2 separate regions of the Homo sapiens genome follow, and region 2 is linked to region 1. A link is an interaction called in ENCODE POLR2A ChIA-PET data of the cell type or tissue named here. Cell type or tissue: GM12878. All regions are shown on one strand. Each heading gives the region's core, and the rest is flanking DNA. Links, peaks and the distances in the headings are about the cores only. Region 1 overlaps LIG3 (DNA ligase 3). Region 2 overlaps UNC45B (unc-45 myosin chaperone B).

The links. ChIA-PET counts read pairs that join two places held together with the same protein. Peaks named below come from ENCODE experiments on the same cell type or tissue, not always from the same donor. Only the 100,000 strongest peaks of a DNase experiment are listed, where the experiment ranks them.
Region 2: POLR2A ChIA-PET joins it to region 1 with 18 read pairs; 2 of 35 experiments call an interaction of 5 or more read pairs at or near these places.

What each region holds. Positions count from the first base shown.
Region 1 is chr17:34,995,751-35,004,079 of GRCh38, forward strand. LIG3 (DNA ligase 3) reads left to right here. Exons shown (of 20, transcript NM_013975.4): 10 at 314-445; 11 at 824-903; 12 at 1,988-2,075; 13 at 2,469-2,546; 14 at 2,854-2,977; 15 at 3,557-3,699; 16 at 4,032-4,106; 17 at 5,507-5,653; 18 at 6,159-6,354; 19 at 6,918-7,039. Among named protein-coding and RNA genes, the nearest start is that of LIG3, 19 kb to the left of the region's middle. In GM12878, for the core only: a CTCF peak has its summit at 2,625 (motif pointing right); a DNase peak (open chromatin) is centred at 2,661.
Region 2 is chr17:35,181,470-35,189,798 of GRCh38, forward strand. It overlaps UNC45B (unc-45 myosin chaperone B), which reads left to right. Exons shown (of 20, transcript NM_001267052.2): 19 at 1,958-2,113; 20 at 4,830-7,874. The coding sequence ends at 5,090. Among named protein-coding and RNA genes, the nearest start is that of SLC35G3, 8.8 kb to the right of the region's middle. In GM12878, for the core only: no CTCF peak of the experiment used is centred there; a DNase peak (open chromatin) is centred at 4,562; H3K27me3 peaks cover 129 bases.

The sequences.
Region 1 (8,329 bases), core at 313-8,312:
CCTCCTCCTCCTCCCCCGACAGGTTTAATCTGTTTCTTCCATTTTCCTCAAAAATTGTACCTTCTCTACAGCCCATAGAAAGTGACCCAGCATGGGTTGACCTCTTCCTGGGCCCGGACAGAAGTACTGAAACAGATGGCCTCTCCCTCTTGTCCAGGTGGCTCGCAAGGCCTAGCTATATGTTTTGCACATTAGCTGGGCCTTCCACATGTTGTTCTATATCCTGTCTGGGCCCGGGCTTTGCCCTCCATGGCATGGTTTGAGGTCCCTGCTGCCATGTCATCCCTCACCAAAGCTCCCCTTCTGCTTTCAGGTGGCCCACTTTAAGGACTACATTCCCCAGGCTTTTCCTGGGGGCCACAGCATGATCTTGGATTCTGAAGTGCTTCTGATTGACAACAAGACAGGCAAACCACTGCCCTTTGGGACTCTGGGAGTACACAAGGTACTAGCTCAGGGCCATATGTGCAAGAATGAATGAGTGTGAGTGAGTATGTACATGTGGGTGCACGCTGCGGTCTGAAAAGGGAGGAAATATCCCTTAGTGTGGCCCTTATTCTTCGCTTCTGACCTGTTTCTGGTTTGGATTTTTGTCTTTTGTTTTTCTCCTAAAAAGGGGCTGGTATTGGGAACCAGTTTATAACTGGGTTGGTTTCCATTTAGCACTATCTGCTCAGTGCCCTTATGGCCCAGGGGCTTCAGAGCAGAAATAGTACTTTTTCATCCGGTGCCTCAGGGGGCCTCCAGAAGTGGACTGGTACTCCTTATTTTTTCACACTGACTTTTGTCCTATGTGTACCTACTACCTCATTTTCCCTTACAGAAAGCAGCCTTCCAGGATGCTAATGTCTGCCTGTTTGTTTTTGATTGTATCTACTTTAATGATGTCAGCTTGATGGACAGGTGAGTTGGCTAGCATCTTTAAACCCAGAAACTGCCAGGAATCTGTTTTCATTTCCTGGGTGAGGAAGATGGGGGCTTCAGGTTGGAAAGGAGGGTACAGGGAACCAGCTGGCACATACGTTTGTGCTCAGGAGCTTGCCAAAGGCAATGGCAAGAGGGAGCTGAGAGGAAGCACAATTGCTACATGATCAGTTCCCCATTCAGTGTAAGAAAGAGCCCATGTGTTGACTCCATCTCTTCTCTGAGAGCTTAAGTCACAGAAGAAACCCAAACCCCCAAAGAAGTTTCTCTACTAAAGCAAAATGGACTATTGCAGAGAAATAGACTGTGAGCATATGGGGTTTCAGTTTATTTCTCCAATGGCACCCCTAGGGGCTCCAGTGGCACCCCTGGGGGCATAAGGCAGATGGTTTTCAGCTCAGAGGTTTTGATTTCAGAAGAGACTGACAACAGGAAGCTCCGGATTATAGGGGAGGCCATGGGTGGGACCATCTTGGAGAGAATTAGCAGTCTTGACTTAGCTGCATCCATATGCTTGTGCCTGAGAAACCAGTATCAGCCCTTTCCTCACTTAGAAATGTATCTCTACCCCTGTTCCTCCTGCAACAGCCACATCCTTGATTGGGGAAGGAGAAGGAAGTAGAGAGGGAAGGAATTGGTGGGGGTAGGATTTGGGGTTTGGGTCCCAAGGCCTGTCTCAGCCTGCCTACCCCGGGGTTGGCCTTGGGATCGGGGCAAAGCAGGGTGCAGGGGATAAAAAATGAGAGTTGGAGTCGTATTTCAAGTGGGACCAGAATTTATACAATCTGGGCTACAGGCCAGTTCTCCCTTGGCTCGCTTGATGAAGTAGAACTAGGAACTACAACTATGAACTGGCTCTATGCCACAGCTCACAATTTTCCATCTTCGGTCACGATGGAGCCCTTGTAGCCCTTGACAGCAGAACTGTTACACATGAGGTCTTTGATCCATGGCAAACCCTTTCTTGAAGTAGCAGTTTTATCATTGTGGCCCTTCCTTCCTCAGAATTCCTAATAAGGGAGGGAGGATCCCGGCCTAACCTCAGCTCTCCTGTTCTCCTCAGACCTCTGTGTGAGCGGCGGAAGTTTCTTCATGACAACATGGTTGAAATTCCAAACCGGATCATGTTCTCAGAAATGAAGCGAGTCACAGTAAGTGAAGACCCTATGCTAGGCAGTGTCCTAGAAGTTTGAAAGCAGGGCAGAGAACTCCTTGGGTCAACTGCGACTGGAAGAATAAATCTTAATGTCTTATGGAGCCTCCTGATAATGTTGGCCTTTGACTATTGCATATGTTGCCTGCTAGTCTTCACCCAGAAGGGTAGGGCATGGAAATCCTTCCTAGGTAAGCCTCCTGTGTTTCAAAGCCACAGCAGCCCTCTGTTTGGGATGAGAAGCAACCTGCTTTCTAACCCTTTGTCCCTTATATTTCAAGTAAGGGTGTTTCCAGTGGACACTTAACTAGTGTGTGAAAAGGAACAACCCCCACTCACTCACCACCTTCTCCACTCTCACACCAACTTCAGCATCTCTCTTGTCCCTCAGAAAGCTTTGGACTTGGCTGACATGATAACCCGGGTGATCCAGGAGGGATTGGAGGGGCTGGTGCTGAAGGATGTGAAGGTAAAGTGGCCTCGCTTGGCTTCTCCTGTCGACTCACTCGCAGCCCTCTCCCCTGAGCCTTTCCAGCCCTGACCAGGAGATGGCGGTGGCAGCCTGCAGTGGTTGGGGTGGCTGCTGGGGAAGTGTGGGCAGATGTGTCCTGGATCTGGAGGACTGCTTTGTGTGTCTCCTATAGTGCCTGGAGCCTGAGGGCTCTTACCCTGAGGGAGGGGCACTGGGCTAGATCTGGTGTGTAGCAGTGAAGGGGTGAACCCATCCTCATGGAGTTGCCTTTCTATTCTGTGGTCTCTCTTTTGCTTCCCTTCAGGGTACATATGAGCCTGGGAAGCGGCACTGGCTGAAAGTGAAGAAAGACTATTTGAACGAGGGGGCCATGGCCGACACAGCTGACCTGGTGGTCCTTGGAGCCTTCTATGGGCAAGGGAGCAAAGGTCAGGGTGGCCTCTGCCCCCTGGGGTGGTACTGTTTTAGAAGGTACCGCTTGAGGTACAGGCTGGCCTTGTTACTGGCTTGATCTGCCAGCATGGCCAGTTATGACTTCCGAAGTCCTAGGATCTAGGGCCCCAAGCTGGCCTGAGTCACCTCAGGCAGAGCTGCTTACTCGGTTAGGGAGAAGTCAGAATAGAGTACCCTATGCTAGCCTAGCAGAAGGACGCTTACCACCAATTATTTCGTCAGGGCCTGACAGCTTTCTCCTCAGGCAAAATCTCTTTCCTGACTGGAAAGGAAGCTGGAGTCTGAGGAACTAATACTTTTAAGCAATCTATCATGTGTCCAACACAGTTCAATGCCCCAGAGCCCAACAGGTTGGGTGTGATTATCCCTCATTTACAGAAGAGGAAATTGGGGCTTATAAAGGTTAAAATTACACAGTTAGTAAGAGGTAGCTCCAAGAGGTAAACTCTGGCACTCTGACGGCCAGGACCCAAGGTCCTCTCCCTGGCCCTGGGCTCTTGGGACTGGCAGAGATGGCTCCTCCAACCCACACTCATCTCACACTCCCCTCCCAGGCGGCATGATGTCAATCTTCCTCATGGGCTGCTACGACCCTGGCAGCCAGAAGTGGTGCACAGTCACCAAGTGTGCAGGAGGCCATGATGATGCCACGCTTGCCCGCCTGCAGAATGAACTAGACATGGTGAAGATCAGCAAGGTGAGGAAGGGACCTGGTTGGCCATGGCCTCTGGACTGGCCGCCATCACTGAGACAGAGGCTGTGCTTTGGGGACTACAGGTATTTCTGTCTCCCCAGAAAGAAGGGTTGCAGCTTGCTCAGGGGAGCAGGATTAGGCCTTATAATCTCTGAATGCCTTCTTGTGGAAAATGGCTTGCATGCCTCTAGGTCATACCCACTCTGGGCTGGGAGGATCACATGGCTCAAACATCAGCTGTTTAAGTGGCTTCTTATAATCTCATTACCAAGAGAAGGGATTTAAGCCTTGTTCCAGGTTGGGAACAGCCCAAAGTAGCATCTTTTCTCCTCTAGGACCCCAGCAAAATACCCAGCTGGTTGAAGGTCAACAAGATCTACTATCCTGACTTCATCGTCCCAGACCCAAAGGTATCAACCCAGTGGCTTGGGGGCCTCCAGCTCATAGAATTAGCTTGCAGGTTCTCTAGTGCCATAGAGAATCCATCTCACCTCGCTGAAAGTCCACCCAGGGATAGGGGTCTGGATTTCCAGCTGAGTGATAGGCACAGGGACAACCAGACAACTCTGAGGAATTTTGAATAGAATTCTTTCTGCAATACAATTGCTTTAAAAAAAGAGAGAGAAGAAGAGAGTACCTATCCCCTCAGCACAAAGGGTGTGTTCTAGAAGTAATCTGGCCCAATCCCTTCTTGTACCGACCAAGAAAGAGATCTAGAGAACAAACAGGACTTCCCTAAGGTTATTCAGCAACAGCAGCAGCAGAACTAGGACCCAAGTTTCCCAGCTGTTAGCCAAAGCTTTTTTGGTTTTTGTTTTGTTTTGTTTTTGAGACGGAGTTTCACTCTTGTTGCCCAGGCTGGAGTGCAATAGCGGGATCTCAGCTCACCACAACCTCCGCCTCCCGGGTTCAAGTGATTCTCCTGCTTCAGCCTCCCAGGTAGCTGGGATTACAGGCATGTGCCACCGTGGCCAGCTAATTTTGTATTTTTAGTAGAGATGTGGTTTCTCCATGTTGGTCAGGCTGGTCTTGAACTCTTGACCTCAGGTGACCTGCCCGCCTCAGTCTCCCAGGGTGCTGGGATTACAGGCGTGAGCCACTGCACCCAGCCGCCTTTTTGGTTTTAATTGTTCTGTATTGCTTCTAGCTGGTTGGGAGATACTTTTTTTTTTTTTTTTTTTTTTTTTGAGACAGGGTCTCACTCTGTTGTCCAGGCTGGAGTGCAGTGGCATGATCTCATCTCACTGCAGCCTCCGCCTCCTGGGTTCAAGCAGTTCTCTCACCTCAGTCTCCCAAGTAGCTGGGATTACAGGGGTGCCACCACCCCCAGCTAATTTTTGCATTTTTAGTAGAGATAGGGTTTTACCATGTTGGCCAGGCTGGTCTCAAACTCCTGACCTCAGGTGATCCACCTGCCTTGGCCTCCCAAAGTGCTGGGATTACAGATGCAAGCCACCGCGCCTGGCCAATACTTGCTTCTCCCTTTTTTTGAGACAGTCTCGTTCTGGAGAGCAGTGGCATGATCTCAGCTCACTGCAACCTCTGCCTCCTGGGTTCAAGCGATTCTCATACCTCAGCCTTCTGAGTAGCTGGGACTACAGGCGTGCACCACCGTGCCTGGCTAATTTTTGTTATTTTTTGTAGAGACGGGGTTGCGTCATGTTGGCCAGGCTGGTCTCAAACTCCTGACCTCAAGTAATCTGCCCACCTCAGCCTTCCTAAGTGCTGGGATTACAGGCTTGAGCCACCACGCCCGGCCACTGATACTATCTTCTTAACCAGTGATGACCTGCTGGCTTACTCCTGACAGAAAGCTGCCGTGTGGGAGATCACAGGGGCTGAATTCTCCAAATCGGAGGCTCATACAGCTGACGGGATCTCCATCCGATTCCCTCGCTGCACCCGAATCCGAGATGATAAGGACTGGAAATCTGCCACTAACCTTCCCCAACTCAAGGTAGCAGCTCTTAGGCTGTATATGTATTCTCCACCCCACTGTCCAGGCCTTGGAGCCTTGGGCATCTAGACCATTCACATGTCCTCTGTCTTCTCCTTTCCCCCATTCTCCTGAGGCAGAGCAAGGAGGGCAATTAGAGAGGGAGACAAACTGCTGCTGGGCCAGGGGCACAGCACTAGACCTCCTTCTCCCTCCATCTCTGAGTAGAGAACCTTGCATTTGCAAGGCCCCACTGAGCAGCCTTTAGTCTGGGGAATAAGAGTTTGCTCCTGTTGCCCCAGCAAAGCCTGCTTTGCTGTACAGAGAACAATGATTTGTACCCTGATTACTCAGGCTATAGGGCCATACTTTGGAATGGTGCCAAGGGAGCCAACTCCTTTTCCTTGCTCTTTATCTTTCTCACATCTTTGTTCCCATATGCGCCTAAAATACACCACACACACCACCTCTGAGGCCAGACTGGGAAGGCAATGAAACCCTCTGACATTGTCCCTCCCCGCCTCAGGAACTGTACCAGTTGTCCAAGGAGAAGGCAGACTTCACTGTAGTGGCTGGAGATGAGGGGAGCTCCACTACAGGGGGTAGCAGTGAAGAGAATAAGGGTCCCTCAGGGTCTGCTGTGTCCCGCAAGGCCCCCAGCAAGCCCTCAGCCAGTACCAAGAAAGCAGAAGGGAAGCTGAGTAACTCCAACAGCAAAGATGGTAAGGATAGGGAGGGGGCTGGTATGGTGAAGAGGGCGGTGTGAGGGGCAGAGATCCAAGGGCAGGGACCCAGTCTCACATTCCAGCCCTGAGATCTCATGATTATCTGTGTCCACTGCAGTGGACACAGACTACATTCCTGGTGTGTGTCCAGCCATGGGCCAGAGACCCTTCTGCTGGGCACCCTGTATCTGCTCAGCAAACCTGAATGGAGCAGTACCCTGGGGACAGCCAGTCTGACCAGGGAATAAGCTACCTTTGAGTAAAGGGCTTAGCTGATAACTCTTCACTCCCCTCTCACCTATGCTCATAGCAGAGAAAGCCCCTGGTCCTTCCCATTACTGCCCCTGACTTCAGGGAGCATTATCAGCAATCCCTACCCTCTTAGTTCTTTTGTATCATATGTTTTTTAGAGACAGGGTCTCACTCTGTCATCCAGGCTGGAGTGCAGTGGCACGACCATAGCTCACTGCAGCCTCGAACTCCTGAGTTGAATTGATCCTCCCGAGTAGCTGGGACTATAGGTGTGCACCACCACACCCAGCTTCCTCTCTGTCCTGCAGGCAACATGCAGACTGCAAAGCCTTCCGCTATGAAGGTGGGGGAGAAGCTGGCCACAAAGTCTTCTCCAGTGAAAGTAGGGGAGAAGCGGAAAGCTGCTGATGAGACGCTGTGCCAAACAAAGGTGAGGGTAAAAACAGCAACACACCACGTGGGCCAGTTTAGCCCAGGTTGTGTTCCCAACCTTCTGTACAAGAAGTTTGAAAGAGGATGAGCAAAGGTGTTTGGGGAACATCGGCTAAACCTCTTCCCTGCCTGCAGCCACTCCTCTGTCGTGGGCAGGGTCAGCAATGCTGCTGCTCACCCTATGTCCTCTTGTTGCCTTGCAGAGGCGGCCAGCCAGTGAGCAGAGAGGAAGAACTGTGCCAGCAGGCAGGAGATAGAACAGCCCGGCCTAGCCAGGAGAGACTGCAGGGACTCACTCAGCTGCTGGCCCCAAGTCAAAATTTACATTAAAGGGAAAAGACCAGTCTGGGTGTGGGAATGCAGCATTGAGTTTGTGGTCAGGGTGGAAGCAGGTCCAGCAAGCAGCGAGTCGGGGAGAGGGCACTGGCTTGGTGACTCTCCTCCCACCTGAGGAGCCTTTTCCCTGTTACATTTTCTTGTCAGTCTTGGGTTTGGCAACATCTCCTGAGCAATTCTTTTTTTTTTTGAGATAAGTCTCGCTCTGTTGCCTAGGCTGGAGTGAAGTGGTGCAATCACAGCGCACTGCAACCTCCGCTCACTGCAACCTCCGCCTCCCAGGTTCAAGCGATTCTCCGGCTTCAGCCTCCCGAGTAGCTGGGAGTATAGGCATGTGCCACCATGCCCGGCTAATTTTTGTATTTTTAGTAGAGACGGGATTTCACCATGTTGGTCAGGCTGGTCCCAAAGTCCTGACCTCAAGTGATCCGCCTGCCTTGGTCTCCCAAAGTGCTGGGATTACAGGCCTGAGCCACCATACCCGGCCTCTTTTGAGCACTTTCTGATGCCAAGAACTAGGTTTAGTACTGGCTCAACTCTGGGGGAGCTGATGCCTCAAAGGACAGATAGAGAAGTAAACATATGATTGACACCCATGTCATTGCGCCCCCACGCTCCCCACCGCCATCCAGGAGTAAGCATAGAAGTCTCACAGCACAAGGCCTGAACTCGGTCCCCAACAGACCTGTAGAAACCTTTCCCCTCTCTCTTCCCAGCCTGAAGTCCTTGAACCCATTGAGAGTAGTAAGCAGGACTCCTGACCCCTCAGTCTAGCAGGTTGTACAGAGTAGACTGCTTGGTCTCAGGGGACATCACTGAGTCTGGGGGCACTGAGTCAGAGCCAGCTCCGCCTGCCCACCATGACTGGGTGGCTCTTATACACATGTACTCTTCCCATCTCCAGGTCCCAGATGTCGAGGCCTGTCCACTCTCCTTTTCCCCTAGGCAGGGA
Region 2 (8,329 bases), core at 51-8,050, 190 kb after region 1:
TGTTATAGGGGAAAACCTAACCCATTAAAGCCGATTAAAGGCCAGGTATGGTGGCTCATGTCTGCAATCCCAACATTTTGGGAGGCTGAGGTGGATGCGTCACTTGAAGTCAGGAATTCGAGACCAGCCTGGCCAACATGGCAAAACCCTGTCTCTACTAAAAGTACAAACATTAGCCAGGCATGGTGGTGGGTGCTTGTAATCCCAGCTACTCGGGAGCCTGAGACATGAGAATCACTTGAACTTGGGAGGCAGAGGTTACAGTGAGCCGAGATCATGCCACTGCACTCCAGCCTGGGTGACAAAGCAAGACTGCATCTCAAAAAAAAAAAAAAAAAAGCATATTAAAGTCAGGGGGAATGAAGCTACCAGGGTCTACCAGGGAACTGGCCTAAGGCTGGGCTGGGGGCCTGGCAGCCATAGGGGAGACAGAGAGTGTGTCCAAGGAGATGGGCGGGGAGGCTGAGAGGTTGAGAGAGGTAATGGGAGGAGGGAGGCAACCTTTCCTATGGGAGCACCGGCTGCTGCAACAACCCAAGTCAAAATGTTCAGTGGTCCCAATAGGATAGAAGTTCATTTCTTGCTCACCATGTCAAAGTCCTATTTGGATTGGGTGGCTCACTTTTTTTTTTTTTTCTGAGATGGAGTCTGGCTCTGTCACCCAGGGTAGAGTGCAGTGGTGTGATCTTAGCTCACTGCAACCTCCGCCTCCTGGGTTCAAGCAATTGTCCTGCCTCAGCCTCCCGAGTAACTGGGACTACAGGCGCGTGCCACCACCCCTGGCTAATCTTTTGTATTTTTAGTAGAGACGGGGTTTCACCATGTTAGCTAGGATGGTCTTGATCTCCTGACCTCGTGGTCTGCCTGCCTTGGCCTCCCAAAGTGCTGGGATTACAGGCGTGAGCCACCGCGCCCGGCCGGGTGGCTCACTTTCAAGCTGACTCAGGGATCCAGGCTTCTTTGATCATCAAGAACTGTCTTCTCCTCTGCCACACTGGGAGTGGATTCCATTCTGATGGTGAATGGGGAGACAGACTGAGGGAGAGGTGCCTGAAAGTGACACATCACTTCCACTCATGTTCCATCTATGAGAACTAGGCCACCACCACATCGAGATGTGAGAAATGGGGGAATGTAGTCCATGTAAGGGCAGCTGTGTCCCATGAGAGGGGGCCATGCTGACCCCTCTGATATATGGTGACCTCTGCCATGCTCTCACCTCCCATGACCACTGCTCCAGCTTCAGGGAGATGCAGGTAGAGGGTCACATCTGGGAAGCTGTGATCTTGGTCCCCTTTTGGAGTTCCACTTCTAGGAAACCTGGCCCAGTAGAATGCGCTGAGACTTGACCACCTAGATTTTACAGTAGTGCAGAGGGGTGAGGATGAGATGCTGTGAGGGGTTAATACCTCTCTGAGACATATCAGGGCACTGGTCCCCTGGAAGCTCTTCTCCTGGTTTTCAGATCGTTGGGAAGCCTCATCTCTCACCTGGTGGAGACGGCACTGTAGCTTTCTAATACCAAGCAAACCACATAATTGTTCCCTGCTTCTGCCCCAGTCCCTGCAAAATCATTTTATGGAAGACCCTGAAGGCCCATCCATTATGGGAGAAACCTTCCAATGTTCCCCAAAGGGATGGGAAATACAGTTCCTCAGGCATCATCTACCCTGCAGGAGTCTGTGCCTGCCTCCTTCCCCTGGTGTGGAGGCTGAATGCAAACAGAGGTGGTGAAGCACACTAGATGGGGAATTCCTTATTTTCTTTACTTGGAAGAATTTGTAGCCCCTTCATTCAACCAGTCAGGGAAGGCTTCTTGGGGGAGGTAGCATGAGTGACCTGCTCAAAGGGAAACTCTAAGAGATCTTGGGTCAGAGAACTTCAGATGTATCTTTCCCTCTTCAGGCTGGGCAGATTGGGGACAGTTTTCTCTGAGCCATGTTCCTGCCTCCCACAGGTACAGGAAAGGTTCTTGGCTGACGGGAATGACCGGCTGAAGCTGGTGGTGCTGCTCTGCGGGGAGGATGATGATAAGGTGCAGAATGCGGCTGCAGGGGCTCTGGCCATGCTGACAGCAGCACACAAGAAACTGTGCCTCAAGATGACTCAAGTGGTAAGAGCTGGCCCTGGGGATAGGACGGGCTGGGTGGCTCCAGGGAATCTCCCCACCCACAGACCACACTGGATGATCCTCTGGGGAGGCCAACTCCTAAAGAAACCCCTCGCAGCCCCCAGGCTTCTGTTCCTACTGCCTAAGGAGAGGAGGGTTTATTCACTTCAGTGCCTTACATTCATTATTTGGTCTTCCCAAGTGTGCTAGCTCAAACCCTCCCACTGGAGTTTCACCCATTACCTTTAGTGGTGCATATACCTCATTGCTTAAGAACAATAGCAATGCTAACCACTGCCATGGAGCTCCAGAGCTTCCCAAGAGAAGCACGGATGTGGTTGGGATGCCATAAGGAGCTTATGGTTTGGCAAAAAAGCTGCAGATTCTCTTAAGTGGGCACAATGACCAGCTCCTATGAGACTGTGGCCATTGCAGCAGGTGTAATGGAAATGATATCTGTATAGTCACAAACGTGGGAGTGCACAATGAAACTTTCCTTATTTCACCAAACTGAAGAGTTTGTGGGCACTCATCTCTCCCCATGGTGAAAAATGTGGACATCTCAATTCAAAGGTGTTCATGTCTGTTTTAAAGGCAGGCTCTTCTAGATAGTCAGTGTAAGGTATGTGTGTATCAGCGGGTGTGTTCTCTAAGTTCCAAGGGGGGTTACGTTGTCCTGGCATCTGGCAAGGGTGTATCTGCTGAATGTAGCTCATCCTGCATGGTCTTTGGACTTCAGCTTCTTTCTCTAAGGCAAGCTTCTCAAAACTGTAATGTGTGTAAGAATCACCTGGGCAACTTGTTAGAACAGTTTCCCAACGTGTTCTGATTTAGTAGATTGGGGGTGGGAGGCTAACAGCTTGGAGACCACACTTTGAAACCGCTGCCCTAGAGCAGCCTCTGCTGGTGTCACTGGTCACATAACTCTTGTTGCAGGTCCTCACAGGACCCTCTGTGACTCCTTGCACTTACTGAGTGCCAGGTGTTGCCCTAAGTGTTTACATTTATTAAGTCATTTAATTCTCCCAACCACCGTGTGAGGTGGATATTATTATTGTCATCATCCCTATTTTACAAATGAGGAAACTGAGGTGCAGAAAAGCAACTAGCCCAAGGCCACGCAGGCTGTTAGTTGGGAAGGGATTGGGACCCTTCAGGATTGCCAACCCACTCCTGGCCACTTTGTCGGTCTTCCTTGCGGGGCTCAGACATCTTGGCTGCATTTTTGTTCTGACATGGGGCTTCCTGGGGACTCTGTGAAGCTGCTCAGACTCATCTTTTGTGCCACCCCATGGCCATGTTGGATGCTGGACATCTCTACAGTCTCATGTCATCTGGGCTATGCCCTGGGCTATGCTTCCTGCTCTGGAATCCTATCCTTGTTGAGTTTCTATCACTGCTTCCTTTGACCTTCGGTGACTCATCCCAGGGAGCGATGGGCCCTGGACCCATTATCAGTTACACTTCAGCGTAGAAACTTTCCAGCATAGAACCGTGCCACAGCTAGCTGAGCTTTCATGTTCTTTCCTTGGGATAGGACATTCAGTGCAGTTTACAAAAGTTGGGTTAGATGCTCAAAAGCCAAGAATTTGCCTTTTCTTCCCCCCGTGTCTGTCTACCCATGTGCTTGTGGAAAGTGAGCCCTGCTGACAAATGCCAGGTGAGGGTAACAGGTACAAAGAAGCCCAAGGGAAAACCTTTGCATTGGTGTTTTTTTTTAATTTATTTTTATTTTTATTTTTTTTTGAGACACAGTCTTGCTCTTTTGCCCAGGCTGGAGTGCAGTGGTACAATCTTGGCTCACTGCAACTTCCACCTCCTGGGTTCAAGCGATTCTCCTGCCTCAGCCTTCCTAGTGGCTGGGATTACAGGCGTGCACCACCATGCCTGGCTAATTTTTGTATTTTTAGTAGAGAGGGGGTTTCCCCATGTTGGCCAGGCTGGTCTCAAACTCCTGACCTCATGCTCCGCCTGCCTCGGCCTCCCAAAGTGCTGGGATTACAGGCATGAGCCACCGCACCTGGCCTGGGTTGGTGTCTTAAATCATCACGTACTTGCCCTGCATCCACTTCTACTTGTTGAGCACTTACTGTGCTCCAGCCTCCATACTAAGCTCTTTCCATGTATCATCTCATTAAATCACCACAATGTTAGAGGAAGGTATAGAAGATGACCCTGAGGCTTACAGAGGTTAAATAACTTAGCTGAGGCCATATGGTTGGTAGCGTGACCATAACTAAGTTATGCTGATTCCTTTAGTCCTTTTGTTTTTGTTCATTTTCTGTTGCTATAACAGAATACCTCAGACTAGGTAAAAGAAAAGAGCTTCATTTTGGTTCACAGCTCAGGAGGGTGGGAAGTCCAAGATGAGACAGTGTCATCTGATTTGCTTTTGGTGAAGGTCTTGTGCTGTGTCATAGCATGATTTAGAAGCAGAAGGGGAAGTGTGTGTGTGTGAAAAGGATAAAACACAAGAGGTGGCAATTGGGGCCGTGAGTGGCTCTCATGATTACTAGTCTAGTCCCTTGAGAGCAAGAACTCACTGCTGCAAGAATTAACACATTCCTGTGACAGCAACATTAATTCCTCTTAATGACCTAATTACCTCTTAAAGGACCCACCTCCTAACATTGCCACACCAGGGACCACATTTCCAACACATGAACTCTGGGGACACACTCAAACCTAGCACCTTCCTTACCTTTTTCCCTGCCTCCAGACAACCCAGTGGTTGGAGATCCTCCAGCGGCTTTGCCTGCACGACCAGCTGTCTGTCCAACACCGGGGCCTGGTCATTGCCTACAACCTACTGGCAGCCGATGCTGAGCTGGCCAAGAAGCTGGTGGAGAGTGAGCTGCTGGAGATCCTGACTGTGGTGGGCAAACAGGAGCCAGATGAGAAGAAGGCAGAAGTGGTTCAGACAGCCCGAGAATGTCTCATCAAGTGCATGGATTATGGTTTCATTAAACCAGTGTCTTAGACAGCGACCCTCAGGGATGCTGGGAGTGGTCCTGTACTGTGCAGAGTCCTGGGTTGGTTGGGTTCTCCTGAAGAGTCAGGTCATCTAGGGATCATAGCAGTGACAATGAAGTCTCAATATAAAGGAAAGACTTGATTGTTCTCTGAGTTGTGAGTCTTCTCCTTTGTCCTGACAGAGTTTGGATGTTTCACTCTCTCTCTTGCTTCCTGTCTCCTTATATTTGTCATGTTTCAGAAATTCCCAGAATAATTTTCACCCATGATTAGAAATAGGTTGGATCATTCTTTCTGTACCCATTCTGAAGGCCAGGATAATAGGTTGAAGTTCTTTATATTTTGGAAAATGGATTTTGTGGTAAGGTAGGAACTAACGGGTGTGTGCATATAAAGGTTAATGCTGTTGTATTTGGATGCTGATCTGTGCTGTTTTCATGACCTCTCTCCCACACTATTTGAATCAGTCTGTTCAGAACTGTGTGTTTCACCTGCAGTGCTCTGTCCCAGTCCCATGCCCATTCCCATCACTTCACTGTGATGGAAATAGAGTTTATGTTCAACAGTGGGGCATGACCTCTGCAATTTGCTTGGGAAAGTCTTCCAAGCAAGATGGACATGATGAATACAAATAAGATCTACTCAAAGTACTTCAAACAAAAAATAAATAATTCATTGGCTCATGTATCTTGGCCACCCAGGGAAGGTCTGACATTGTTAGTTAGATCCAGAGTTTCAAATGTCATCACCATGGATGTGTCTTTTTCTCTCTCTCATTTCCCCTCCCCATATCTTGTCTTTTATTTATTATAGGTTTGTCTCATTCCCTGGCAGGCTCTCTCCCTGTGATAGGAAAGAGAGTCCCCAGCAGCCCCAGGGTGACATAGTTGTTATAGTTCATTATGGAATAGAAGAGAGAAGAGCATTCTCAATAACCCGGCAAAGTTCCCAGGGATGACTCTGATATGTCTATGTCTCAGGTCACATTTCCATCTATGAACCAATCATATTCAGAGGTGGAATGCTAATTGGCCAGGCCTGGGTCATATATACAAGTCTAGGGAAGAAATGAGCTTCATCCCTGTCCAATTGACATGGACTGATTAGGGGTATTAATGGAAGAGGTGTGCCACCACAAAAGAATGTACCCTGGGCAGATCAAAGAACATATTCTGTATGTCAGGCTTGGCCACAAAAGAATGACACAAGTAATATGCTGTAGATCAGAACCTCTCTGCTAATATTGCCTTTTTAGCATGGTTAAGATAGCTAAGATCTAGTACTGTCACTCCAGTATGTCCCAATTCTACCTACGTTTATTGAAGGGTCAACAGTTCTGATCTCAGCATTGGGTAAAGGGTGGGACATTCAGATTTACGGTCCTTGATAAAAACAATTTACAACGTTCCGTTGTGTAATAAATGTAAGTGTACATATGCCTGGGACATCAGCTGGAAAAGGGACAGACTATCAGAGAGTTGCACTGTTGCGGTATGGGCCAAATCCAACATAATACCCGCTGTACCTCTAGAGAACTAAAACCTTAATTTCTCAGATCTTTTCTGCACTAATGGTCTTTACATACAGCCTACATTTTAACTAACTCTTGCATGGGCTTGTTTCACAGCAGGAAACTATATTCATCATATCCTTATTATGATAGAGAATGACAACATTCAAAAGGGTGTGGTGCTTCTGAAAATATACACAATAAATGGCATGATTTGACCTCTGTCAAATTCTTCTTTCCTGCTTTCCTCATATGTGGGCTTGAGTGGGTGTATTTAGCTCCTTTAAAGGAAACTCTTTCACAGGCAGGGCCACACTCTTACTCGTTTTGATCTCATGAGGTTACATCTGCCAGTGGCGTTCAGGGCCAGTTAGATAAAGTTCATCTTGTTTGGATTGGAGAGACTTTTTTTTTTTTTTTTTTTGAGACAGGGTCTTGCTCTGTAACCTAGGCTCAAGTGCAGTGCAGTGGTGCAGTCATGGCTCACCGCAGCCTTGGTCTCCTGGGCTCAAGTGATCTTTCTACTTCAGCCTCCTCAATAGCTGGGACTACAGGCACACACCACCACCCCCAGGTAATTAAAAAATTTTTTTTTGTAGAGACAGGGTCTCACTATGTTGCCCAGTCTGGGAGACCACATTCTTTAACATGAATATTTTGTAAATAGTCCAAGAAGATCTAGAGGAAAGCTGAATTCCTTCATCTGATTTTTGCCACTGGGCTGCCTCCCATTGTCTGGCTAAGTCTTCATGGGAGGCCTTTAAGAAAAGCTGTGACAAATACCTTTGTTTCCCACTGCCTAGGTTACATAAGTAGTTGGCTTTTCCAGCCTAGACTCTTATATTGTTGCTTGTAAGAGGGCCCTTCTTTGCAGATTTCTTTTTTTTTTCATCTATGCTTTCAAATAGGCAGATGCTAGCCTGAGATCATCTCTTTATTGAGGTAGTTTGCCCAAAAACAGCAAGGAACAGCCAATACCTGCCAACTTTCTAGGTTTTTCCAACCAATTCTCTTACAGAAAATCTATAAATATCTTAGAGGTATGTTTCTTAGTTTCCCAACATATAATGGGAAAATTCATCATTTATATTATTACTTTTAACTGAAGTATGTTGTTATCAGAGAACTTGGTCTGTGTCATATTAATCCTTTGCCATTTGAGAAGCATACAGTTTTAAAGTTTATATCTCCAAAAGGATATTTTGTAAAAATTTAACCCCTTTGACTCTTAGTCTTCTCATTTGTGAAAGGTAAATAATAAAGAATTTCTGTTCCTAGTAAGAGTAACTTGTGGCAAAACAATACCATGACATACAAAAATTGAAAAACTGGGCAAAACTTAAACAATCTGTTTAAGGCACCGAGAGCCATTAAGGCAGTGAGACCAACAAAAAGGGAAGCACCAAGGAGGAAGCTTAACTTTTTGGTAAAGTTGATTCCATTTGGGATGTTTGCCAATTTGTTAGCAGAGGTTGTGAGTCACAGAGGTTTAAGTGTCTGAGACACCATTTACTAAACTGTTAAAAGAAGAAATAGAAAATTTGAATAGTATGATACCTATTGGAGAAATTACGTTTGTAATAACAACAACGATGGTAAGGAAAGCCTTCCCACAAAGAAAACTCAGGCCCATTTAGTTTCACTGGTGAATTCTACAGGCATTTAAGAAAGAAACAATGCCATTCTTTTGTTTTCTTTTGTTTTTCGAGACAGGGTCTCACTCTGTCACCCAGGCT